Regions from separate parts of the Homo sapiens genome. Here region 1 is linked to region 2. A link is a loop called in an ENCODE intact Hi-C map of the cell type or tissue named here. Cell type or tissue: heart right ventricle. All regions are shown on one strand.

The links. A loop is a pair of places that touch in the nucleus more often than their neighbours do. Peaks named below come from ENCODE experiments on the same cell type or tissue, not always from the same donor. Only the 100,000 strongest peaks of a DNase experiment are listed, where the experiment ranks them.
Region 1: a loop joins it to region 2, with 3 times the contacts of the local background. A loop is called at or near these places in 16 of 110 quality-filtered maps.

What each region holds. Positions count from the first base shown.
Region 1 is chr16:11,866,506-11,874,505 of GRCh38, forward strand. GSPT1 (G1 to S phase transition 1) reads right to left here. Exons shown (of 15, transcript NM_002094.4): 15 at 1,623-6,666. The coding sequence ends at 6,614. Among named protein-coding and RNA genes, the nearest start is that of RSL1D1, 19 kb to the left of the region's middle. In heart right ventricle, a CTCF peak has its summit at 4,875 (motif pointing right); no DNase peak of the experiment used is centred here; H3K27ac peaks cover 2,317 bases.
Region 2 is chr16:12,064,072-12,072,071 of GRCh38, forward strand. It overlaps SNX29 (sorting nexin 29), which reads left to right. Exons shown (of 21, transcript NM_032167.5): 10 at 4,986-5,061. Among named protein-coding and RNA genes, the nearest start is that of SNX29, 91 kb to the left of the region's middle. RefSeq lists a silencer at 3,801-4,095 and an enhancer at 3,990-4,089. In heart right ventricle, a CTCF peak has its summit at 3,987 (motif pointing left); a DNase peak (open chromatin) is centred at 4,000.

The DNA of each region.
Region 1 (8,000 bases), 200 kb before region 2:
GGCCTAATATTTAACAGAAGGATCATATTCCAAATAATTCAAAAAGTACACCCATCAGCTAAAGGAATTTTACTTGTTATAGGCAGTCTCTTATTCCTAGCAGAAAACATACGAAAATATTTCTTGCAAGTAATGTGGGTGCACAAAGCCTTCAGAAACAATTTGAAGGAAAGATTGACAGTAACAAGAATTTCACTTAAAAAAAAAAAAAAAAAGACAGCATCTCACTATGTTGCCCAGGCTAGAGTGCAGTGGCAATTCACACGTGTAACCATAACCCACTGCAGCCTCCAACTCCTAGGCTCAGGTGATCTTGCCAACTCAGGAGTAGCTGGGACTACAGGTTTGTGCCACTGCATCTAGCAAATTTCATTTTTTTTTTTTAAAGACTGTTAACAGGCTGGAGTGCAGTGGCACGATCTCAGCTCACTGCAACCTCTGCCTCCCGGGTTCAAGTGATTCTCCTGCCTCAGCCTCCCAAGTAGCTGGGATTACAGGCGCACGCCACCACACTCAGCTAATTTTTGTATTTTTAGTAGAGATGGGGTTTCACTATATTGGCCAGGATGGTCTCGATCTCTTTTTTTTTTTTTTTTTTTTTTGAGACGGAGTCTCACTCTGTCGCCCAGGCTGGAGTGCTGTGGCGCAATCTCGGCTCACTGCAGGCTCCGCCTCCCAGGTTCACGCCATTGTCCTGCCTCAGCCTCCCAAGTAGCTGGGACTACAGGCCACGCCCGGCTAATTTTTTGTATTTTTAGTAGAGACGGGGTTTCACCGTGTTAGCCAGGATGGTCTCGATCTCCTGACACCGTGATCCACCCACCTCGGCCTCCCAAAAAGTGCTGGCATTACAGGCACACGCCTCCACGCCCAGCTAATTTTTGTGTTTTTTAGCAGAGACTGGGTTTCACCACGTTGGCCAGGCTGGTCTGGAACTCCTGACCTCAAGTGATCTGCCCGCCTCAGCCTCCCAAAGTGCTGGGATTACAGGCATGAGTCACCGTGCCTGGCCTGAACCCCTACTTTAATAGCAAGCTTGGTCCCAAGTTTTAAGCTATGATTGGTTTAATGCCAAATACCTAGAGGCTGACTGCCAAAACCTCAAAGCGATTCACCTAAAGACAGTTCAAACAGGAACTTAGTACACAGGAATGAACTGCTGTCATTCAAGTAGCCACTGTGTATGTTACCTTTATCATTAACTTCTTCTTGCCCTTGCACATTGAATGAAAAGGGCAAGCACTATTTGGTCTCTTGATCTTTATTAAAAATCCTGAATGTAGAGGTTCATAGTTCTAATAATAATTGACGTTTCCCCCAACTCTACTGTTCACATAAAACCACATAACTGTGATCTAGTTATTTATTATTCAGCATCCCTAACTTCCTATAGGGTTCTTATTTTTGTTTCCTAAGGTTGTCGTATACATTATACAAAAGACTTGCATGCCATATGCAAGCAGATGACGTTTGTGAATCCCTTATGTGACAGAGCTTATTAGATCCATCCAACAAACCTTTTGGTAGATGGTTCCAGTACCTGATACAAAAATAAAAGGATTGTACAAAAAAGGGCATGGTTTTTGCTTGTTACAACACAGGTAATTACAAACGACAAATCCTTCAAAAGGGAAGATGACAACTTTTATTGTTATTACAAAAGCAAATTTAATTTGTCATTTGAATAATTGCAAGAGCAGACTAAGGGCTTAATCCTCACACAGGCACCAAGTCAGGCACAGTAGGTAGCTACAAATCGTAAGAAAAAGCTTTCTTTCCTACCTAGAGCACTCTTCCATGCTTTGGAATTAGGCTAAAAAACTCAACAAACCTGATCAGTTCCCTTTAATCCTGTTTTTTTTTTTTTTTTTTAAATGAGATCTAGGTATTAACCTGCTGTCTAGCGAAAACTAGTCACTAAGTCCTGGCCTGAGAGATACCCACATTTCCTTTAGAACAAACAGAACTAATACCTGTGTACATTTCTGAGAGCCTGATGTGTGAGTCCTTAAAATGTAGACCTTGCAGGAGGCTTAGACCTCAGTTTCACCTAATGCATGTGGAGGAAATGGAGGTGAGAATAGTCACCTGAAGAGTGCAAGCGCTCCAGCTCCAGCACACACACTCTTCCCTGGGCAGCAGGAAAAGGAGGTAACAAGGACTTGGGCTGACATCTGAAGCACTAAGCTAATGTGCCTGGTAGAGGGGAGCCTCAGGAAGCACAAGATGTCATTCCACCTGTGCTGTCCACAAACCTGAGGTTTCCACATCGTTTTAAAGGGCACAGTGGCAAATGTGACAAGGCAGAAAACAATAACCATTTCAAGGATCACTTAAGGAATCCTGGTGTTTTCTGCCTAATCAGAAGTAGTACCAACCTGCTTTTCCCTTATATTGGAGAACATAAAGGTTTTAATTAATCTCCACTCCCACACCTTCAGGCCCTTATAATAATCCTTAGTAAACAACTCAGCTAGCATTATTGTTTCAAGGAAGCATAGGATTAGAGGTATGTGAGAAGTGTATTTATTGAAGGGAAGACTCAGTAAGTTCTAGGATATTAAAGTCAAGAATATCCTAGAGCCAAAAACCACCAAAAGTTGAACCAAATCTACCTGAACTGAACTGATAGTAAACTGGGTCAAATGGAATCCACGGAATTACTACTGGAAAATAAAAACACTTCCTATTCTTTCTATTCCTATTCATTTACTATGAAACCTAATCTAACCAACTGACTGCTAAATGTAAAGCTAGTTAAGTCTTTTGTGCATGTGCAATTACACTTACTTAACAAGATGCTGCCATGGCGAGATCTCTCACGAAAGAAACAAGATCAAGGATGTACTAGATGGCATCTGCTAGAATCACTGAAAAAGTTAGCTGCAAGAAATAAAAGCCTATTATTTGGAGATAGATAATTGTCCCCTGAATCCACTGGTTGTTCTCTTCCTTACCTATGTCTGTGAAAGGATTAATGGCACAGTTTGATAAGGTAAGCCAACAATGAATATAACATTTAACCATCCTAAAATCAGAGCTATAGTGCTATAACCACATTTTTCACAAAGGGTTTTAAAGTTGAAAGTTGCCTGATGTTAAGACCTGTAATAAAACTGCGTATTTTCCCCTTGACTACCTTAAATCCCTACCCAAAGCAATGAAGCTATCATCCATGAAGTAGCAGTCCATGAGGAAGTCCATGCCAGTAAGAAAAGGTGCTAGAGTGCTGTTATGTGTAATAGTCATCAAAGATCACGGAGTAATTCCAGTCATTACTAGTGTTCCTGCAGATCGCCAAGGGAGCTTAGCTGATTTTTTTCCAGGTTCATCTTGGGAGCAGTTTTTGATCATAGGTTCAACTTTTTTCTTGGGTTGCAAAACTGCATCTGGCTGCAAGTCTAACCCAAAATATTCGCAGCGTATCAGCTGAGAGGATGCCGGCAACTGTTGAACTACATCACAGTTCAAAGTCCCATATTGTGAGAGCAGTACTTGTAGTTTATGTAACCAGCAAATATGAGTTACCTCGTTACAGTGAACAACCTGCACTGTTAGAGTTTAGGAACTTTTGACATTCGGTTATCACATATTTCAAAGATTTTCAACTCACAAAAAAAAAATACATGGGCTTAATTACTCAGTAACACTTTACTATTTGTCACTTAATCTCAAGACAATACACACTCAGTCCAACTCTTTTGGTTTGATTTTACATAGATTTTCACTTACTTCTGCAAATTAAAAACAAGAAATGAGTGCTGTATTTCCCCCTCTCCCACAGTAAGAAACAAGGGTTTAAAATGGCAATTACTTAGATGTTTATTTCAATATTTCTTAAATTCACTTTATTAATTTAAAAAACTAAATAATCGCATGAAAGTTATATAAAGAACATCATTAATGTGAAAAGATGCAAGAAAAAAATCATTCTAGTAGAGCAACGTTAGAGAACAAATGCTTAGGTAATACCCTAAATATGCAGCCAACTACCCTATTTTTGCACTGTTGACCATATAAGCACGTTTGCATTTGCAGAAAACAGAATGACAGCATAGGAATTTGTATTGCTCTATAACGGTCCAACATCTCCACATAATGCCAAGTTCACCTTAGACATTTTATTTACTTATCCAAATGAACAGCCTGTGTAAGCAGGATTGAAAATGCATCAACTTTAAAAAGATGAGAACAATTTTCAAAGCCCATAGAACTTATGTTGCTGGTTAATTTTAGCACTGAAATTTCTTTTGAATAATCTAATCTTGCAAATATGCAAGAATCCAGTGGAATTTTTACAGTTACATTTGTATTTGTATGACCTGTTACTTTTTAGAGGTAGGCCCTTCACAGTTGATATCCAAGTTACTTAAGAGTCTTGGCAACATGCACATAATAGTCTAACAGTGTAAATGTTTTAGTAGCAAACATAACTTATTTTTTAAAAATGTGTTCTATTTAGAAAGGGAACTCTTATCTCTGGAAGTGATTTCCGTGGCTCTTGAACTTTTAAATATTCATTAAAATTCAAGCAATTGCTAGTATTTGTTTTTATTAACATGGAATTACAAAAAGAACTATTATGTTTTGATTAAAGCTCCTATATTTTCCAGAAAAATAAAAGCCCAGAGATTTGCAGACATAATAAAATCTATTTAAATTTCATGCAATAGCCATAATTATAGTTTTAAGAATCTGTAGGACAATAACTTTGCTCTGTCCATAAGATGTAGCCTCATTCAAGAAATGAATGGGAATTTCACAGTTAAGAAAACACTAGGCCAAGTGCGGCGCCTCATGCCTGTAATCCCAGCACTTTTGAGAGGCTGAGGCGAGTGGATCACTTGAGGTCAGAAGTTTGAGACCAGCCTGACCAATAGGGGGAAACCTCGTCTCCACTAAAGATACAAAAATTAACTGGGCCTCGTGGAGGGCTCCTGTAATCCCAGCTACTCAAGAGGCTGAGGCAGGAAATTGCTTGAATCCGGGAGGTGGAGGCTGCAGTGAGCTGAGATCGAGCCACTGCACTCCAGCCTAGGTGACAGAGTGAGCCTCTGTCTCAAAACAAAACAAAACACCCATTAGATTAAGTTTTATGTTCTGTGACTGGAAATACAGTCTGTCTAGGCTTTTCTTTTCTGAGGAGCAAAATTATAGGGAAGAGACTTGTCATTAAATATACAAAGTATCTTATTTAGAGAGAAATCACAATCTAAAAGAGGCTATCTTTGATCAATGGCAACACTCAACATCAAGGGGGCTTTGGATAAACCCACAAATTGCCTCCATTCCTCATTTATTCTCATGAAAAATTTCAAAGTCATGATAATTATAGCAGAGAGTCATTCAATCTAAAACCCACACAATGCTGCACTGTGGTTCATCAAAAACATGGTTAGCAAATTTCAGCTTTACACTTAAGAAAACTCAGTCAATTTCAAATAATTGAGATAAAACTTATACCCTGCTTGATTCTGCTTATCGCTGATAATTTTAGTCTGTTCAGATTCTGATGATTCTAAATATTTTCATTTAGTTGCTAGGTTGAGATTTAGCTTTAACCAGCAAGGATCATCCAACCTTTAAAGTTACTGATACAAAGAGTAAACTGAGTAACTTGTAGAAGTGGCACTTGCAACTGATACGGTTTTCATACTAGAGGCATGCAGCTCTATTTATAAATACTACCAGAGGAATTTTTGCCAGGTCTCAAACATGCTTTATTTGTTGTTAATTCCACTAATTTAACAAGTTAATGGAATTTTCTCTAGGGGTACAATTTCATTACGCTTTACTTATAAAAACTACAGTATGCTGTTCTTTTATTTTAAAACAACTTACTGTGTTCAAGAAATCATGTTACAATATAAATTGGCAAAAAAAAAAAAAATAAATAAATAACTAAAAGACCTAGTAAAGCAGTGTCACATTTGCATAAAGGGATTTAACTGCATGTATGCATTAACCATCAAAAGAAGGGGTCAAACTAATCCTTTCCTTTAATACAAACTTGAACGCTGTGAATGTCTCATTTATAGTGGGTAGGGAAAGAGTTTATAAAAGTCCAAGTAATAAAATGTATTCAATTACTTGGGAAAGTTAAAAAGCTAATGCAACAATGTTACATCCAGATAAAAAACATTATTCAAAAGCAATTCAAATACCGAAAAGGATTTCAAATTGAATATTTTATTAACATGGTAGTTGCCTTTGTAACATGTGCACACACACTCGCACACTCAGAATGATCTGCCTGGGGGAAAAATACTAAATATGCCTAAGGGGAAAATGAAAAATAAAAAAATTCCTGTAGGTTTTCATTATTGTAGGCAATTATGTCCACATCACTTACAAAGCTATTGCCAAATCTGTCCAAGGAAGCAGAGTTTGAAGTGAGGGCTAGGGACAGGAATCTTGGGAAAAATTCAACAGTGGCATAGCAGAGCTCTCAATATGAGAAAGCTGACATAATGTGGACTTTTGCTGTGAATTTCCTCTTTGCAAAATATGGGGAGAGGTTTATCAATGGGCAGAAAATAAGAGAAGGCGGTGTGAAGTAGGCTTCTGCAGTCAATTTTCCTCACAGTATTGTGCAGGGTCATCAAGAAAATGCTTAGTCTTTCTCTGGAACCAGTTTCAGAACTTTTCCAATTGCAATGGTCTTACCTAGAAATGAAATTTTAAAAAAATCTTTCAGTAGTTAACAGCAAGTCTATATAAGATATTAAAACTTATTATTTTAAATCACAAAAATATTTTTTACAATGTAAGTTACTAATTAACTAGCTTTACTGCCAAACCCATGATACTTCTATTTAGGTAGTCTTAATAAGAGGGTCTTATTTGGGGGGGCTGGTAAAGAGATGGTTCCCTGTATCAAAAACCTATCTCCCCCCGTACCCCCCAAACAATTCTCCTGCCTCATCCTCCCCAGTAGCTGAGATACAGATGCCTGCCACCACGCCCAGCTAATTTTTGTATTTTTAGTTGAGACGGGATTTCACCATGTTGGCCAGGCTGGTCTTGAACTCCTGACCTCAGGTGATCCACCCGCCTCAGCCTCCCAAAGTGCTGGGATTACAGGCATGAGCCACTGCATAAAGACAGAGTCTTACTCTGTCACCCAGGCTGGAGTGCAGTGGTGCGACTTCAGCTGACTGCAACCTCCTCCTTCTGGGTTCAAGTGATTCTCCTGCCTCAGCCTCCTGAGTAGCTGGGAGTATAGGTGCTTGCCACCATGCCCATTCTAATTTTTATATTTTTAGTAGAGGCAGGGTTTCACCATGTTGGCCAGGCTGGTCTTGAACTCTTGGCCTCAGGTGATCCGCCTGCCTCGGCCTCCCAAAGTGCTGGGATTACAGGGGTGAGCCACCACACTGGGCCAAAAAACCTCTTTGGATTAAAAATAAGAAAAGGGAATATCCGTATTTGTGGAATATCCACCCAGTGGAGTACTATTCAGTGATACAAAGGAATAAATAACATGTTACATGGTTGAACCTCAAAATCACACTAAGTAAAATAAACTAGACAAAGGACCACATAATTTATAATTCTATTTATGGAGTGTCTATAAAAGACAAATTGAAAAATGGTTGCCTGGGGTGGAGGTGGGAATAAGGGGTGATTATGAACAGGTGTAAGGTTTCTTTTTAGGTGTTCTAAATGTTCTAATATTAGTATATGGTGATGGTTGTACAATTCTGTAAACATACTAAAATTCATTGAATTACATACTTAAAACAGGTCAATTTCATATTATGGAAATTGTATCTCAATAAAGCTGCTAAAAAAAAAAATCCCAAAACCTATCCTTAAGTAACTGTGAAAAGGCACAGCAATCACCACTGACTACAGTGCAGTGAACACGTCCTTCTGGTAGTAATCCTGTGGACTGAAAGGATACAAAACCCATTGGGTCTTGTGGAAAACCTAAAAGCCAAGTTAGCTTTTTTTTTTTTTTTTTTTTTTTTTTTTTTAAAGCCAAGTTAGCTTTTAGG
Region 2 (8,000 bases):
TGTCCCGTTCCCCATGGAGGGGTCTTGTAGTTGGGTTCTTGAATTATTGTGGAACCGTGAGGTGCTTGCAGTAGGTGGTCTGATTGTTTTGGCAGCTCCTTTGCCGCTTAGCTGGGCCCCCTGAACCATCAGACATCCGGGTCAGCTCCTTTGCCGCTTAGCTGGGCCTCCTGAACCATCAGACATCCGGGTCTCCTTTTTCGTGCATGTTGGGCTTTGGTCTTAGAGAACCCAGAGCTCTTCCTGCTCTTCTGGGCTTTCTGTAGCAAGTGTGTCCAGGGAACGTAGCTCCCCATCAGCCTCTAGAGTCCTTGCAGATTTCCTGTGGTCCCACACCCGGCTGTCAGCTCGCAGAGTCAGCTCCATCTTCTCACTGCTGATGGGACCCGAGCTCCAGCTGATGTCGAATGCACTCTCTGGAGATGACGTGTGCCGGCGTCAGCCAGCATTTCCCTTCTCTGCAGTAACGATGCTGTCAGGGGGCTTGTGAGCTGGGACAGCCCAGGGGCTGCGCACAGGGGCAGGACATGGCATAGGGAGAAACATTATTCCAGGACTGTGTCAGGATGTTGGACTCAGAGCCAGGGGAATGGGTAGCCTGATTGGGACGCCAGGTTGCATCAAGTCCCTTCTGTCCTGATGCCCCATTTCCATGGGAGGTGTGGGGCCGACTGGTGCCAAGACTCTGCCTGCCTGCCCAGGTGGCCACCGCCACCATTTCTCCTGAGACTCCATTCCTTTTGCTCTGTTTCTGCCTTTTGTCCCTTCTGAGGGACATCTTCCTTCCTTAGAGATATTCTGACATTCCCTCTCATTCTGGAGCCACTTCGTCTTTTAATGGAGACTTCCCACATGGAGGGCTCCTCACCTTAGGAGACTTTTGTCATCTTTGAACACGCTGGTGCCTTTGCAGTCACTGACAGTGGGGATAGTTAGAGAAGGCAAAGGCACTGGCTGGGAGAGGATGCTTTCTGCAGCTGAGTGTTGGGAGGGAGAAAGGAGCAAAGAAGGGGGAACCCTGAAAGGAGTTCTCTTGAATCTTGGAAGAGATAACTCTGTGGTTTAGGGAGGAGTTTTGGAGTTGCTTTTCTTGGGTGACAGAGCCATTCACAGAAGGGGACAGCACCCCAGGTTGCAAGAGGAGACCCCAGACAAGCAAATGAGGACTGGGGACCATGCGTGGTTCCTCTGGGAGTATGTGGTGTCTATACCTGAGCAAAGCAAATTCACCAGCATTGCTTTCCAGTTGCAAGGAAGGGAGAGCTACCCAGGTTTATTTTGAGTGGGAATAGTAAACGGGTGAAAAATCACCTGTCAGTACAAGGTGATATGACTGCTCATCCCTTCATTGAGGGTCCTGTGTTTAGTATTGGGTTTTAGGAAATGCACAATTTCCAAGGGCTTTCTTAGGTTCCTTTGAAACCTTGGGTCCTCAAACCCTTTGTTTCCCCATCAAGTCTAAAGTTCTATTTCTCCTTGTCCTCACGTTGGATCTTGGAAGTTGTTTGTTGAGGTTGAGGACAGACTGTGGTGGCTCTGCCATAATCTGATGTGATTGGTTTTAGCACTTAGCTCTTAGTGGGCAGTTTTACTGTTTTGGTTGTCAGTGTTGCGGTGGCTGGGCGGACACTGCCCTGGTTGTGCTTCCCAGTCAGCTTATACGGGTTGTGTGCTGTTTGGGGTTCCTGGTTTTCTTTATTCAGTCTTCCCACTGGATCACTGGATGCAGGCCTGTATGCTAAAGTGGGTACAGGCTCAGCTCTGCCATTGGACGGACCAGGGTTCAAACCTTTGCACTTGTTAGTTCTGTGATCTTGAACAAGTTGCTTAAATTTTCGGGATCCATTTCCTCATCCGTAAAATTAGATAATGGTATCTGTCTTGGGGGCCTTAAGGATGAGACGGTCTATGCTGTGTGCACCCCAGAGCGTCAGGCCCACAACAAGTACAAGCCATTCGCGGTTGTGCATCGTGAAGGGGCCCGTGGGCAATCACCTGGGACCGTGTGGACATTGTATCCTCACTGAGCGCTCTCATTGAAGGCTGGGTGGGTCCATGCCTTTGCCCCAGCTGTGGATTTCCACTCTGCATGTTGAGTCCCTGTCTTTGCTTCAGGGAATGTAGTCTGACTCTGCATGAGTTAGATTAGCAAGGATGACAGGGAACTGGGGCGTCTGCTGTAGAAGGCCTCTTAGATGGTATGGAGCCTTTGGACCACGGGGCAGTGGACACGACTTGTGAGCCAAGAGGAGGAGGTCATTTTGGGGGCACTGAGCAGTCTTGGATCCCCCTGGCTCTGTGATGGGATGGAGGGTGGGTGCCGTGCTCTTGTGAGCTTACAGCCTAGTGCGACATAAGATGGGGTTGTGAGGGTCAGGATCTGTTGGTAGGCACAGCGGGGTATCCCAGTAGAGTTTTCTAGAAGGCAGTTAGAGATGTGGGACTGAGATTCAAGACAGGTCTGGGCTAGAGGTGAGGGCTTGAGCACTGTCGTCTTCACGGAGGTGAGAACTGTAGCCAAGACCTTGCCAGATGTGCCGAGGGTGACAGAGGGCCTTGGGGCCATGATTCAGGGCCACCTTCACTCAGGAATCAGAGAAAAGATGGTGGGGAGGAGGGCCGGAGATTAGTGTTGGGAAGGTTGAGAGAGGGGAGCGCCAAGTAGGAGGGGATGGTGGGGTGGGGGCTGAGGGAGGGGTTCCTTGGGCCATTCCAGTTGACCAGGTGGGAGGATGAATGCCCGAGGTAGCCAGGATCTGTTATGGGGTGAGTTGATGCCACCCTCACTGAGCATTCTCATTGAGTTTTACATGCGTTAAGATGTAACATTCGGGAGTCTGAGGCAGGAGGATTGCTTGAGGCCAGGAGTTTGAGACTGGTCTGGGCAACATAGTGAGACCGTGTCTCTAAAATAAATAAATAAATAAATAAATAAATAAATAAATAAATAAATAAATAAATAAGCAGGCCAGTCATGAGGGTGCATGCCTGCAGTCCTAGCTACTCAGGAGGCTGAGGTGGGAGGCTCTCTTGAGTCCAGGAGTTTGAGGCTGCAGTGAGCTATAATCGTGCCACTGCTCTCCAGCCTGGGTGACAGGAAAACCCTGCCTCTAAAAAAAGCGGGAGGGGAAGTGGACTTGAACTTCTTGAGAATTTGGAGTCAGTAAATAACTTGATGGAGACAGCAAGGTAGAAGAAAAGGTTAAAACAATTTTTTTTTTCCTGGTAAGTTTCCCTGAAGTTCAGCCCCTACAGAGCTGGGGGTTCTTGGGGCACCTTGAGTAAGCCAAGCAAAGATGGAGGGAATGGCATGGAGGATGGATGAGGAAGGCACCGAGGCGTGCTCTCTCCAGCACCATGTTCCTTGTCCCCGATGCACGGCTGGTTCCATAGTGGTCATTCACTAATAAGTTTCTTTTTCTTTTTCTCTTTTTGAGACGGAGTCTCACTCTGTCTCCCAGGCTGGAGTGCAGTGACGTAATCTCAGCTCACTGCAACCTCCACCTTCTGGGTTCAAGCAATTCTTCCACCTCAGTTTTCCAAGTAGCTGGGATTACAGGCGTGCACTACCTCGCACAGCTAATTTTTGTATTTTTAGTAGAGACGGGGTTTTGCCATGTTAGCCAGGCTGGTCTCGAACTCCTGACCTCAAGTAATCCACCTGCCTTGGCTTCCCAAAGTGGTGGGATTACAGGCGTGAGCCACCGCGCCTGGCCCAAGAAGTTTCTTGAGTGAGCAAGGTTTCTCCTGGGTGATACTGGCCTTAATGTCACCATGCAGCCCAAGGCTTATGGATTTGCATGTTTTCCTGGAAGGAGACTTGAGCATTTATGAAAATTGTTCAGGTCCCTAGCCCGTTAGTTCCAGAGACTACTTATGGCCCCAGCTCTTGTGAATGCCTTTCCTAAATGCACTTAATGCAGGGAAAATTGGCCTTTTTAGAAAGCCGCAGACATTGTCAGGAATTAGACCATGCTGCCCTCTACTGTCTGATTCAAGGCACTACAAGCAGGAGCAGTTTTGTCTTAACAGCAAGCTGATTCATTATACCCGGTTTCTGGCCCTGGTTCTGAATATGGACTTCATGCATAATTCCAGGTGGCTCAAGGTCGAAAATGTCACAGGCCAGGCACAGTTGCTCACATCTGTAATCCCAGCACTTTGGGAGGCCAGGGCGGAAGGATTGCTTGAGCCCAGGAGTTTGAGACCAGCCTGGGCAACATAGTGGGACCCCCATCTCTACAAAAAAAAATAAAAAATAAATTAGCTCGGCATGGTGGCACACACCTGTAGTCCCTCCCAGGTACTTGAGAGGCTGAGGTGGGAGGACCACTGGAGCCTGGGAGGTTGAAGCTGCAGTGAGCCGTGATCACACACCACCACTGCACTCCATCTCAGCCTGGGTGACACAGTGAGACCCTGTCTCAAAAAAAAAAAAAAAAAAAAAGTCACAGGTTAAGGGGAAGTATAGGGCTTTTAAAAAAAAATTTTTAATGGAGCTTCGCTCTTGTTGCCCAGGCTGGAGTGCAATGGCACGATCTCGGCTCACTGCAACCTCTACCTCCAGGGTTCAAGCGATTCTCCTGCCTCAGCCTCCCGAGTAGTTGGGATTACAGTCGTGCACCAACACGCCCAGCTAATTTTTGTATTTTTAGTAGAGATGGGGTTTCACCATGTTGGCCAGGCCGGTCTCGAACTCCTGACCTCAGGTGATCCACCTCCCAAAGTGCTGGGATTACAGGAGTGAGCCGCCATGCCCGGCCAAGTATAGGGCTTTCTGCTTCTACAGTGACTGATGCCAAGTCTGAGATTATCTCTGAACAACAGGAAACAGCTGATTAAAATCCAGCTTGCAGGAGAGATGGAGAAAAATTTCTTAGTCAAGTGATGTAGCAGATGAGCCAATGTCTGCATTGTGTCTTTGTCTTATGGAGAACATGTAGTGAGAAAAGTGACCTCTTTCTGTGATTGCTCTCTCTGCACAGATGCCCCCCTCGGAAGCCTGGAGAACGGGACAGGACCAGAGGACCACGTTCTCCCAGATCCTGGACTTCGGTACAGGTTAATATTGAGAAACCCAGTTGCCTGTGGCATTAAAACATCCTATTCACAGCTGTGCATTTTATTCTTTTTTAAAGATAGGAGTGCACCTGCTAGGATTAAAGGGCAAGGGTTTACTTCACATTTATGTTCAGATTTAGTCTTTTTTTTTGAGATGGAGCCCGGTTCTGTTGCCCAGGCTAGAGTGCAGTGGCGCAGTCTCGGCTCACTGCAAACTCCGCCTCCCGAGATCAAGCGATTCTCTTGCCTGAGCCTCCCAAGTAGTTGGAATTACAGGCACACACCACCATGCCTAGCTGATTTTTTTGTATTTTTAGTGGAGATAGGGTTTCACCACGTTGGCCAGGCTGGTCTCCAACTCCTGACCTCAGGTGATCTGCCCACCTCGGCCTCCCAAAGTGCTGGGATTACTGATGTGAGCAGATTTAGTCTTTACATCACAGAAGATGCAGTTGCCAAGGGTCTTAGATCATTACTGCCTCAGAGAGACTGTATAAGAGATGGTAGATGACGAATGTCAACACCTTTTGGGGCATATCTGGGTGCCTCCTCTATTGTTATTTTCTTTTTTTCTTTTTGAGACAGTCTCGCTGTGTTGCCCAGGCTGGAGTGCGGTGGCGCAATCTCGGCTCACCGCAAGCTCTGCCTGCTGTGTTCACGCCATTCTCCTGCCTCAGCCTCCTGAGTAGCTGGGACTACAGGCGCCCGCCACTGCGCCCGGCTAACTTTTTGTATTTTCAGTAGAGATGGGGTTTCACCGTGGTCTCGATCTCCTGACCTCGTGATCCGCCCGCCTCGGCCTCCCAAAGTGCTGGGATTACAGGCCACCGTGCCCGGCCTGTTATTTTCTTAATTTAAATATTTGTTGATATTTGATAACAAGATTTGACCATCCTAGTGTTGTATATTTAAGCCATTTAGATATTACATAGTATTTGTGAAGGGCTTAGTATGCTGTCTGGCATGTATTAAGCACTATATAGGTTTTCTTTTTGTTTTTTCAAATAAAGTATCTCAAGGGGAAATTGAGTTCTCCCAAGTTGTTGGATGCTTTTTTTTTATTATTTAAGTTTTAGGGTACATGTGCACAATGTTCAGGTTAGTTACATATGTATACATGTGCCATGCTGGTGTGCTGCACCCATTAACTCGTCATTTAGCATTAGCTATATCTCCTAATGCTATCCCTCCCCCCTCCCCCCACCCCACAACAGTCCCCAGAGTGTGATGTTCCCCTTCCTGTGTCCATGTGTTCTCATTGTTCAATTCCTATCTATGAGTGAGAACATGTGGTGTTTGGTTTTTTGTCCTTGCGATAGTTTACCGAGAATGATGATTTCCAGTTTCATCCATGTCCCTACAAAGGACATGAACTCATCATTTTTTATGGCTGCATAGTATTCCATGGTGTATATGTGCCACATTTTCTTAATCCAGTCTATCTTTGTTGGACATTCGGGTTGGTTCCAAGTCTTTGCTATTGTGAATAGTGCCACAATAAACATATGTGTGCATGTGTCTTTATAGCAGCATGATTTATAGTCCTTTGGGTATATACCCAGTAATGGGATGGCTGGGTCAAATGGTATTTCTAGTTCTAGATCCCTGAGGAATCGCCACACTGACTTCCACAATGGTTGAATTAGTTTACAGTCCCACCAACAGTGTAAAAGTGTTCCTATTTCTCCACATCCAGCACCTTTTGTTTCCTGACTTTTTAATGATTGCCATTCTAACTGGTGTGAGATGGTATCTCATTGTGGTTTTGATTTGCATTTCTCTGATGGCCAGCGATGATGAGCATTTTTTCATGTGTCTTTTGGCTGCATAAATGTCTTCTTTTGAGAAGTGTCTGTTCATATCCTTTGCCCACTTTTTGATGGGGTTGTTTTTTTCTTGTAAATTTGTTTGAGTTCATTGTAGATTCTGGATATTAGCCCTTTGTCAGATGAGTAGGTTGCGAAAATTTTCTCCCATTCTGTAGGTTGCCTGTTCACTCTGATGGTAGTTTCTTTTGCTGTGCAGAAGCTCTTTAGTTTAATTAGATCCCATTTGTCAATTTTGGCTTTTGTTGCCATTGCTTTTGGTGTTTTAGACATGAAGTCCTTGCCCATGCCTATGTTCTGAATGGTAATGCCTAGGTTTTCTTATAGGGTTTTTATGGTTTTAGGTCTAACATGTAAGTCTTTAATCCATCTTGAATTAATTTTTGTATAAGGTGTAAGGAAGGGATCCAGTTTCAGCTTTCTACATATGGCTAGCCAGTTTTCCCAGCACCATTTATTAAATAGGGAATCCTTTCCCCAATGCTTGTTTTTCTCAGGTTTGTCAAAGATCAGATAGTTGTAGGTATGCGGCATTATTTCTGAGGGCTCTGTTCTGTTCCATTGATCTATATTTCTGTTTTGGTACCAGTACCATGCTGTTTTGGTTACTGTAGCCTTGTAGTATAGTTTGAAGTCCGGTAGCGTGATGCCTCCAGCTTTGTTCTTTTTGGCTTAGGATTGACTTGGCAATGCGGCCTCTTTTTTGGTTCCATATGAACTTTAAAGTAGTTTTTTTCCAATTTGTGAAGAAAGTCATTGGTAGCTTGATGGGGATGGCATTGAATCTATAAATTACCTTGGGCAGTATGGCCATTTTCACGATATTGATTCTTCCTACCCATGAGCATGGAATGTTCTTCCATTCGTTTGTATACTCTTTTATTTCATTGAGCAGTGGTTTGTAGTTCTCCTTGAAGAGGTCCTTCACGTCCCTTGTAAGTTGGATTCGTAAGTATTTTATTCTCTTTGAAGCAATTGTGAATGGGAGTTCACTCATGATTTGGCTGTTTGTCTGTGATTGTTGTGTAAGAATGCTTGTGATTTTTGTACATTGATTTTGTATCCTGAGACTTTGCTGAAGTTGCTTATCAGCTTAATGAGATTTTGGGCTGA